2 separate regions of the Homo sapiens genome follow, and region 2 is linked to region 1. A link is an interaction called in ENCODE POLR2A ChIA-PET data of the cell type or tissue named here. Cell type or tissue: A673. All regions are shown on one strand. Each heading gives the region's core, and the rest is flanking DNA. Links, peaks and the distances in the headings are about the cores only.

Evidence for each region. ChIA-PET counts read pairs that join two places held together with the same protein. Peaks named below come from ENCODE experiments on the same cell type or tissue, not always from the same donor. Only the 100,000 strongest peaks of a DNase experiment are listed, where the experiment ranks them.
Region 2: POLR2A ChIA-PET joins it to region 1 with 8 read pairs; 2 of 35 experiments call an interaction of 5 or more read pairs at or near these places.

Annotation. Positions count from the first base shown.
Region 1 is chr3:113,992,754-113,997,150 of GRCh38, forward strand. All of the region lies in intron 13 of CCDC191 (coiled-coil domain containing 191), which reads right to left. Among named protein-coding and RNA genes, the nearest start is that of ZDHHC23, 47 kb to the left of the region's middle. In A673, for the core only: no CTCF peak of the experiment used is centred there; no DNase peak of the experiment used is centred there.
Region 2 is chr3:114,091,277-114,095,673 of GRCh38, forward strand. No RefSeq gene overlaps it. Among named protein-coding and RNA genes, the nearest start is that of QTRT2, 37 kb to the left of the region's middle. In A673, for the core only: no CTCF peak of the experiment used is centred there; a DNase peak (open chromatin) is centred at 2,485.

The sequences.
Region 1 (4,397 bases), core at 227-4,226:
TTTCAAACTCTTCCAACAAAACTGAAGAGAAAGGAACACTTCCACACTCATTTTATGAGGCCAGCATTCCCCTGATACTACAGGCAGACAAGGATACTACAAAAAAAATTATAGGCCAACATACCTGATGAACATAAATGCAAAAATCCTGAACAAAATAGTAGCAAACTAAATTCAAGAGCACATTCAAAGGATAATACACTATGATCAAGTGGGAGTTATCCCTGGGATGCAAGGATGGTTCAATATGCACAGATCAATAAATGTGATACACCATATTAACAGAATGAAGGATAAAAGTAATATGATCATCTCAACAGATGCAGAAAAGCATGTGACAAAACTCAACACCCTTGCATGATAAAAAAAAATTTCAGTAGGCTGGGTCACCCCTGTGACCCAGGTGTGGTGGCTCACGCCTGTAATCCAGCATTTTGAGAGGCTGAGGCAGGAGGATCACTTGAGCCCAGGAGTTTGAGACCACCCTGGGTAACATAGTGACACCCAGACTCTATGATTCATATGGAAAGTCAAATGAACTAGAATAGCCAAAACATTCTGAAGAAGAAAAATAGAGTAGCAGAATTCACAATGCCTATAAAGCTACAGTAATCAAAGACAGTATTACTTGCAAAGGAATAGACATAAAGTAACAACAGAAAAGAACAGAGAGCCCAGAAATAGATCCACACAATATGGTCAACTGATTTTTGGCAAATATATAAAAATAATTTAATGGAGAAAAGATAGTCTTCTAAACAAATGATACTGGAACAACTGAACGTCCATATAAAAAATAAATTACAGCATACCTCACAACTTACATTAAAATTAACTCCAAATGGGCTGGGCATGGTGGCTCATGCCTGTAATCCCAATACTGCACTTTGGCAGGCTGAGGTGGGTGGATCACTTGAGGTCAGGAGTTTGAGACCAGCCTGGACAACCTGGTGAAACCACGTCTCTACTAAAAATACAAAAATTAGCTGGGCATGGTGGTGTGTGCCTGTAGTCTCAGCTACTTGGAAGGCTGAGGTGGGAGAATCGCTTGAGCCTGGGAGGTGGAGGTTGCAGTGAGCCGAGATCGTGCCACTGCACTCCAGCCTGGGTGACAGTGAGACCCTGTCTCAGAGAAAAAAAAAGAAAAGAAAAAAAAATTAACTCCAAATAGACCACAGACCTAAATGTAAAATGTAAAACTTTGTGAAGGAAAAACTGAAAATCTGAATGACTTTGAGTTTGGTGATTAGTTCTGGATACAACACCAACAGCACAATCCATGAAAGAAAAAAGTGATAAGGTTGACTTTATTAAAATTTAACACTTTCCTCTGTGAATGACATTGTTAAGTGAATTAAAGTACAAGCCTTAGACTGGGAGAAAATATTTGCAAATCACATATCTAAAAAGGACTTGGTCCAGAATATATGAAGAACTTTTAAAACCCAACAATAAGTAAACAAAAAATGGACAAAAGATCTGAACAGATACTTCATCATAGAAGATATATGGATATCAAGTAAAGATATGAAAGGATTCTTAGCATTATTTGTTGTTAGGGAAACGCAAATAAACACCACAATGATATATTACTACACACCTATTAGAACATATTAAACCCCCCTAACTGACAATAACAAATGCTGATGAGGATGTGCAACAAAAAGACCTTTCATTTATCACTGGTAGGAACACAAAATGGTGCAGCCTCTTTGGAATAGAATTTGGCAATTACCTATAAACTTAAACATTGACTTACCACACTACCTAGCAATCACATTCCTAGGTATTTACCTAAGTGAATTGAAAACTTAAAAAACTAAATTCTTTTTTTTTTTTTTTTTTTTAGAAACAGGGTCTTGCTTTGTCACTGAGGCTGGAGTGCAGTAGCAAAATAATAGCTCACTGCAACTTCGAACTCCTGAGCTCAAGCGATCCTCCCACCTCAGCCTCCCAAGTAGCTGGGACTACAGGTGCATGTCACCACACCCGGCTAATTTCTTTTATTTTGTAGAGACAAGGTCTCACTATGTTGCCCAGGCTGGTATCAACTTTTGGGCTCAAGAAATCCTCCCATCTCAGCCTTCCAAAGTGCTGGGATTACAGGTGTGAACACCTGACTGAACTGAAAACTTATGAGTCCAAACAAAAACCTGTATGTAAATGTTTCTAGCAACTTTACTAATAATTGCCAGAAACTGGAAGCAGTATCAATAGAGGAATAGATAACTTGCATATGCAGATGAAGTTCTATTGGAATACTATTTGATGATAAAAAGGACCGAGCTTTTGACTCCTGCAGCAAAATGGATGAATCATAAATGCATTTTACTAAGTGAAAAAAGTAACACTGTATGAATCCACTGTTATGACTTCTGAAAAAGGCAAAACACATAGGGATAGAAAACAAATCCGTGTTTGCCAGGGGTTAGGGGCTGGCGGATGTCCCACTGGGTACAATGTTCACTATTTGAGTGATGGGTACACTAAAGCCCAGACTTCAGCACTCCACAATATATCCATGTAACAAAACCGCATTTATACCCCCTAAATCTATAAAAATTAAAAAATGAGGGGTATACAGAGGAAGTTGTAACATGAAGGAACTGCTTTTTATAATACTCTGCATTTGTTAAAAGCCATAGCACTGTACATTACCAAGAGTGAACTTTAAAGTAGAAAAACAACAAAATCAACCAGAATGTCAGGGATTCCAGGATGGAATGTACCCTGTGACAAATGAATCTGATTGTATTAAAAACAAATGACAAAACTGTACTCAAGGAGCTGGGGAAAATAGGTGCTGACCTAGGGAAAAATAGGAGCTGACCTAAGTAACTTAAAACTTATTTTAGTAGAATGATTTGTATCGCTTTGGGTATATACCTAGTAATGGGACTGCTGGGTCAAATGGTATTTCTGGTTCTAGATCCTTGAGGAATCACCACTGTCTTCCACAATGGTTGAACTAGTTTACAGTCCCACCATCAGTGTAAAAGTGTTCCTAATTTCTCCACAGCCTCACCAGCATCTTTTGTTTCTTGACTTTTTACTAATCGCTATTCTGACTAGTGTGAGATAGAATCTCATTGTGGTTTTGATTTGCATTTCTCTAATGATCAGTGATGATGAGCTTTTTTCTCATATGTTTTTTGGCTGCGTAAATGTCTTATTTTGAGAAGTGTCTGTTCATATCCTTTGCCCACTTTTTGATGGGACTGTTTCTTTTTTTTTTTATACATTTAAATTCTTTATAGATTCTGGATATTAGACCTTTGTCAGATGGATAGATTGCAAAAATTTTCTCCCTTTCTGTAGGTTCCTATTCACTTTTATGATAGTTTCTTTTGCTGTGCAGAAGCTCTTTAGTTTAATTAGATCCCATTTGTCAATTCTGGCTTTTGTTGCAATTGCTATTGGTGTCTTTGCCCATGCCTATGTCCTGAATGGTATTGCCTAAATTTTCTTCTAGGGTTTTTATGGTTTTGGGTTTTACATTTAAATCTTTAATCCATCTTGAGTTAATTTTTGTATAAGGTGTAAGGAAGGGGTCCAGTTTCAGTTTTCTGCATAGGCTAGCCAGTTTTCCCAGCACCATTTATTAAATAGGGAATCCTTTCCCCATTGCTTGTTTTTATCAGGTTTGTTAAAGATCAGATGGTTGTAGATGTGTGGTGTTACTTCTGAGGTCTCCGTTCTGTTCCATTAGTCTACATGTCTGTTTTAGTACCAGTACCATGCTCTTTTGGTTACTGTAGCCTTGTAGTATAGTTTGAAGTCAAATAGGATGATGCCTCCAGCTAAAGACTCATGCGCATGTATATTTATTGCAGCACTATTTACAATAGCAAAGACTTGGAACCAACACAAATACCCATCAATGATAGATTGGATAAAGAAAATGTGGTACATATACACCATGGAATGCTATGCAGCCATAAGAAAGAATGAGATTATGTCCTTTGCAGGGACATGGATGAAGCTGGAAGCCATCATACTCAGCAAACTAATACAGGAACAGAAAACCAAAAACTGCATGTTCTCACTCATAAGTGGGAGTTGAACAATGAGAACACATGGACACAGGGAGAGGAACAACACACACTGGGGCCTGCTGGGGGGTGGGGGGCAAGGGGAGGGAGAGCATTAGGACAAATACCTAATGCATGCCAGGCTTAAAACCTAGATGATGGGTTGACAGGTGCAGCAAACCACCATGGCACATGTATACCTATGTAACAAACCTGCATGCTCTGCATATGTATCCCAGATTTTAATTGGAAAACATAAGGTTAAAGATAAATGGAACTGTACATTAACACTGTACTGTATTTGGTAATTTTTTTCTCGTTGGGGTTTGGGTAATCAGTTCTGAAACTGCTTTACATCTATCCTGG
Region 2 (4,397 bases), core at 77-4,076, 98 kb after region 1:
TCTTATTTAACCTATTTTATGGATGAGAAATTTTAAGCCTAGAGAAGAAAGACTAGCAGTTGGCTGTGTCTTTCCTCTTGGGAGTGTCTTAGTTCAAGCTGCTATAACAAAATACCATAGACTGGGTGGCTTAAAACAGAAGAAATTTATTTTTCACAGTTCTGGAGGCTGGAAGTCTGAGATGAGGGAGCCAGCATGGTTGAATTCTAGTAGGGGCCCTCTCCCTGGTCGCAGACTGCTCTTGTCTTTCCATGTCTCCACATGGTGGAAAGAAGGGTAGAGAGCACCCTGGAGTCTCTTTTATAAGGGCACTAATCCCACTCATGAGGACTCCACCCTCATGATCTAAATTACCTTCCAAAGGCCCCACCTCTGAATACCATCACATTGGGGTTGGGATTTAAACATAAACTTTTTTTTTTTTTGAGATGGAGTCTCACTCTGTTACCCTGGCTGGAGTGCAGTGGCGCGATCTCAGTTCACTGCAAACTCTGCCTCCTGGGTTCAAGCGATTCTCCTGGCTCAGCCTCCTGAATAGCTGGGATTACAGGTGCCCGCCACCTCGTCCAGCTAATTTTTGTATTCTTAATAGAGACGGGGTTTCACCATGTTGGTCAGGCTGGTCTCAAACTCCTGACCTCGTGATCCACCCGCCTTGAGGCCTCTCAAAGTGCTGGGATTACAGGCTTGAGCCACCACGCCCAGCCTTCAACGTAAACATTTTGTGGGGACACAAACATTCAGTCCATAACAAGGAATTTAAACATGCACACAGTTCTTTCTAGTTAGCATTTTGGCACTCCTAAATCTCACCACCTATTTTCTGCCGGGCCTGTGCCCTTCTAGGGTCAGCATCGATTTCCCAGTATTCACTTTCCAGTGGTTCCTTCTGGCCTCACAGGACCAGCTGGTACAGGACATAAGATAAGAGCTCCTATTGCACCTTCCAGCATTAATAGCAATAGTCCTGGATGACACCGTGAAATCTCAATTACTGTTTGTCAAGTGAACGAATATTCTGAGTAGTTGAGGCATTCTCTTCCTTATTTTGGCCAACTGAGTGCTGGTTAGAAGTGACTTGCACAACACTATGTGGTAGGACCTATGAGAATGTCAGTGGTGGTTTTATGTCACTTTATGCTAGGCAAGCTCCCGGTGACCTGACACATTTTTGGTTTTTCGGATTTTTTTTTTCTGTTACTTGGTACCATTATCATCTTTCAGTGCTGGCCTCAAAGCAATTTCCCCTGCTCTGACAAGAGGAACTCAGAGTGAACTTTCCTTTTGTTCTCATTCCTCACAATCTACTTTGAGATCAGGTCGGAGTTGCCAAGGAGTTCAAACGGCCGATGCTTCCCAGTGTGATTCAGAGGGATCCGTGCCTCCTTTCCGCACACTATTCCTAATGCTCACCTCTCTCCCTGAACTGCTCTCGCCTGCTGTCGGCTCCTTTGTCTGCGAAACACATTTTCTCTTATTATCACCTTGTTCTCTGCCTGCCTTGGATGGTTTCAGCTTGTCTCTTAACATCAAGATGTTGCTATTAACAGTCTTCTCTTTCTTAACAGCTTACAGTCACTTCCTTTTATTCAGTCCTTTTCCTTTTCCCTCCCAAACCACGTAATCATCTCTTTCAGCCTCAAATAAAAGTTGTATAACCATTTCATAACCACTGCTTTAGAGTTGCTATCAAAAAGGCACAAGAAGAAGGACATAAAAGTAAGGGGAGAGAAATCAAAAGGAGAGGAGGTGAGGGATACTCCAATAATTGAGAAACAGGGTGTGTGTGCATCTTCAGAATTCTCCTTTGTTGATTAGCCCTCGAGACTGACCATAGCAAGCTCAGTGGTCTGGTGAAATTTTCCTCTAATTTTTATGGACAGATGGGAAGCTGTTCTCCCCTCCGAGGCTCTGTTTTCCTTCCAAATAGTTAAAATATTTTCTTTGAACTCTCCCAGAATCATTTATTTTTGTCATAAATCCATTCACAGAATCCAATTACATAACGGATATGAGTTTTCCACACCCCCAAAAAGCTAAAATATTTACTCACATTTTCCAGCATTTTCCATTTTCTACTCATTTATTTTTTAGTTCAACAAAACTTAAATAACATTTCCATCACAATTCTATTTATTGTTCCCCCACAATGCTAGCTGAAAATACCAACTGGAAATGTACTCCATTCCCACATAGTAACTGCACTTCAAAAGACAAGAGAGTGACAAAGTATGTCCAATTTTTTCTTTTTTACACTTGAACTGATTTTGGTTAGACTCTCCAGTTTTACATTGTTTTTTGTAGAAAGTTCAGTCATGTTGAAAAAGTCAGTTCCACTTTATATTTTTTCCACCTAAACATTCACCTGTTGCCACAAATCCAACGTGTCTAAAACCAAATTTACTATCTTCCTTCAGTCAGACTAGTTCTGCACTTCAACTTCCTTGCACCTGGCTTCCAGCCAAATCAGCTGGAAACCTTACTCCTTGGATGAATGAAGTAATACATAGAAGGGATGGGTATAAGGCATTTCAAGGAGGATCAGCAAGACTTGGTGACTGACTCAGAGGAGGCAGTTAAAGCCTGACTCAAGGAAGATTACCACCCATCCTGCCCCTCACCTCCTCCTTGTCCTCCTCAACTCCACTCTCTTCCTGCTGTACCAAGGCTAAACTGGCAGCCTGAATTTCTAGGGCCGCCATAATCTGAACCTAACCAATTGCCGTGGACTTTTCCACTTTTCCTAAGTGGTTATATCCTAATCCTACCCATTCTCAAGGTCCAGCCCAAGAACCAAACCTTCCATAAAAACTTGCTTTTCTAGAATTCTAGAGTCTCAAGATTGGAAGAGGAGAGGCTTCTATTCTGATTTCCTTTGTTCATAAAGGCACCAGCAACCAGTGCTCTAGGCATCTGATTTAATCAGTGCTTCAGTTCTGTGAGCCTCATCTTCCAACCAGACTATCAGCTCTGTAAGGGAAAGATAATCCCTCAGCATTTGCCGTGTCTGCACCCTCACCCCTGCCCCACTGAAATTAAGGGAGAATGTGTGATTAATTTTCTTCTCATCATGTGTCTGTAGTATGTTCTCTACTTCTCCATCTTTAACACATCACTTTATCCGTTTCTTTTTTCATTATAATTTGTTCAATTCTGTCTGTGCCTTATCCATTACCTTCTTTTTTATTTTTATTTTTATTTTTTTAAGATGGAGTCTCGCTCTGTTGCCAGGCTGGAGTGCAGTGGTGTTCCCGGCTCACTGGAACCTCCGCCTCCTAGATTCAAGTGATTCTCCTGCCTCAGCCTCCCGAGTAGCTGGAACCACAGGTGCATGATACCATGCCCGGCTAATTTTTTGTATTTTTTTTTTTTTTAGTAGAGACAGGGTTTCACCGTGTTAACCACGATGCTCTCGATCTCCTGACTTCGTGATCCATCCATTACCTTCTTTATTGCTCATGGCAACCCTCTGAGGTTGACATTATCTTTTCCAATTTACAGAGGAGAAATTGGGCTGGGTGTGATGGCTCATGCCTTAGTTCCAGCACTTTGAGAGGCCAAAGTGGGAGGATCACTTGGGGCCAGGAGTGTGAGACAAGCCTGGGCAACAAAGCAAGACCCCTATCTCTACAAAAAATAAAAAATAACTAGCTGGGCATGGTGGTACACACCTGTAGTCCTGGCTACTCTGGAAACCAAGGAGGGACGATCACTCGAGCCAAGGAGTTTGAGGCTGCAGTGAGCAATGAACCCCAGCCTCAGTAACAGAGCAAGACTGTCTCAAAAAAAAAAAGACACAAAGCAAGGGATCCAGGATTTGAACTCTGAACTCAGCACTATGACTCAAAAGCCCAGGATTTTCCCCATTTTACCCCGGACCTTCCTAAATTGTGTTTTTCTTATGCAGAGCATCTGCTCTCCTTCAAGAACAACGACCAAAAGTAGGTGGAGGCAGCTGGGCGCGGTGGCTCACGCCTGTAATCCCAGCACTTTGGGAGGCCGAAGCGGGCGGATCGCAAGGTCAGGAGATCGAGACCATCCTGGCTAACACGGTGAAACCCCATCTCTACTAAAAATACAAAAACAAAATTAGCCGGGCGTGGTGGCGGGCGCCTGTAGTCCCAGCTACTTTGGAGGCTGAGCCGGGAGAATGGCATGAACCCGGGAGGTGGAGCTTGCAGTGAGCCAAGATTGCGCCACTGCACTCCAGCCTGGGCGACAGAGTGAGACTCCGCCTCAAAAAAAAAAAAAAAAAAAAAATAGGTGGAGGCCTATCCCAAACTGAACTTTTGTGTACTCTGAACCTCTCCTATTTGCCCTCTGGGCTACCCCCATAATTACTCCGTGGTATTAAGGACTGGTAAGTTGGGATAACTTATTAACTATTCCTCTTTCTA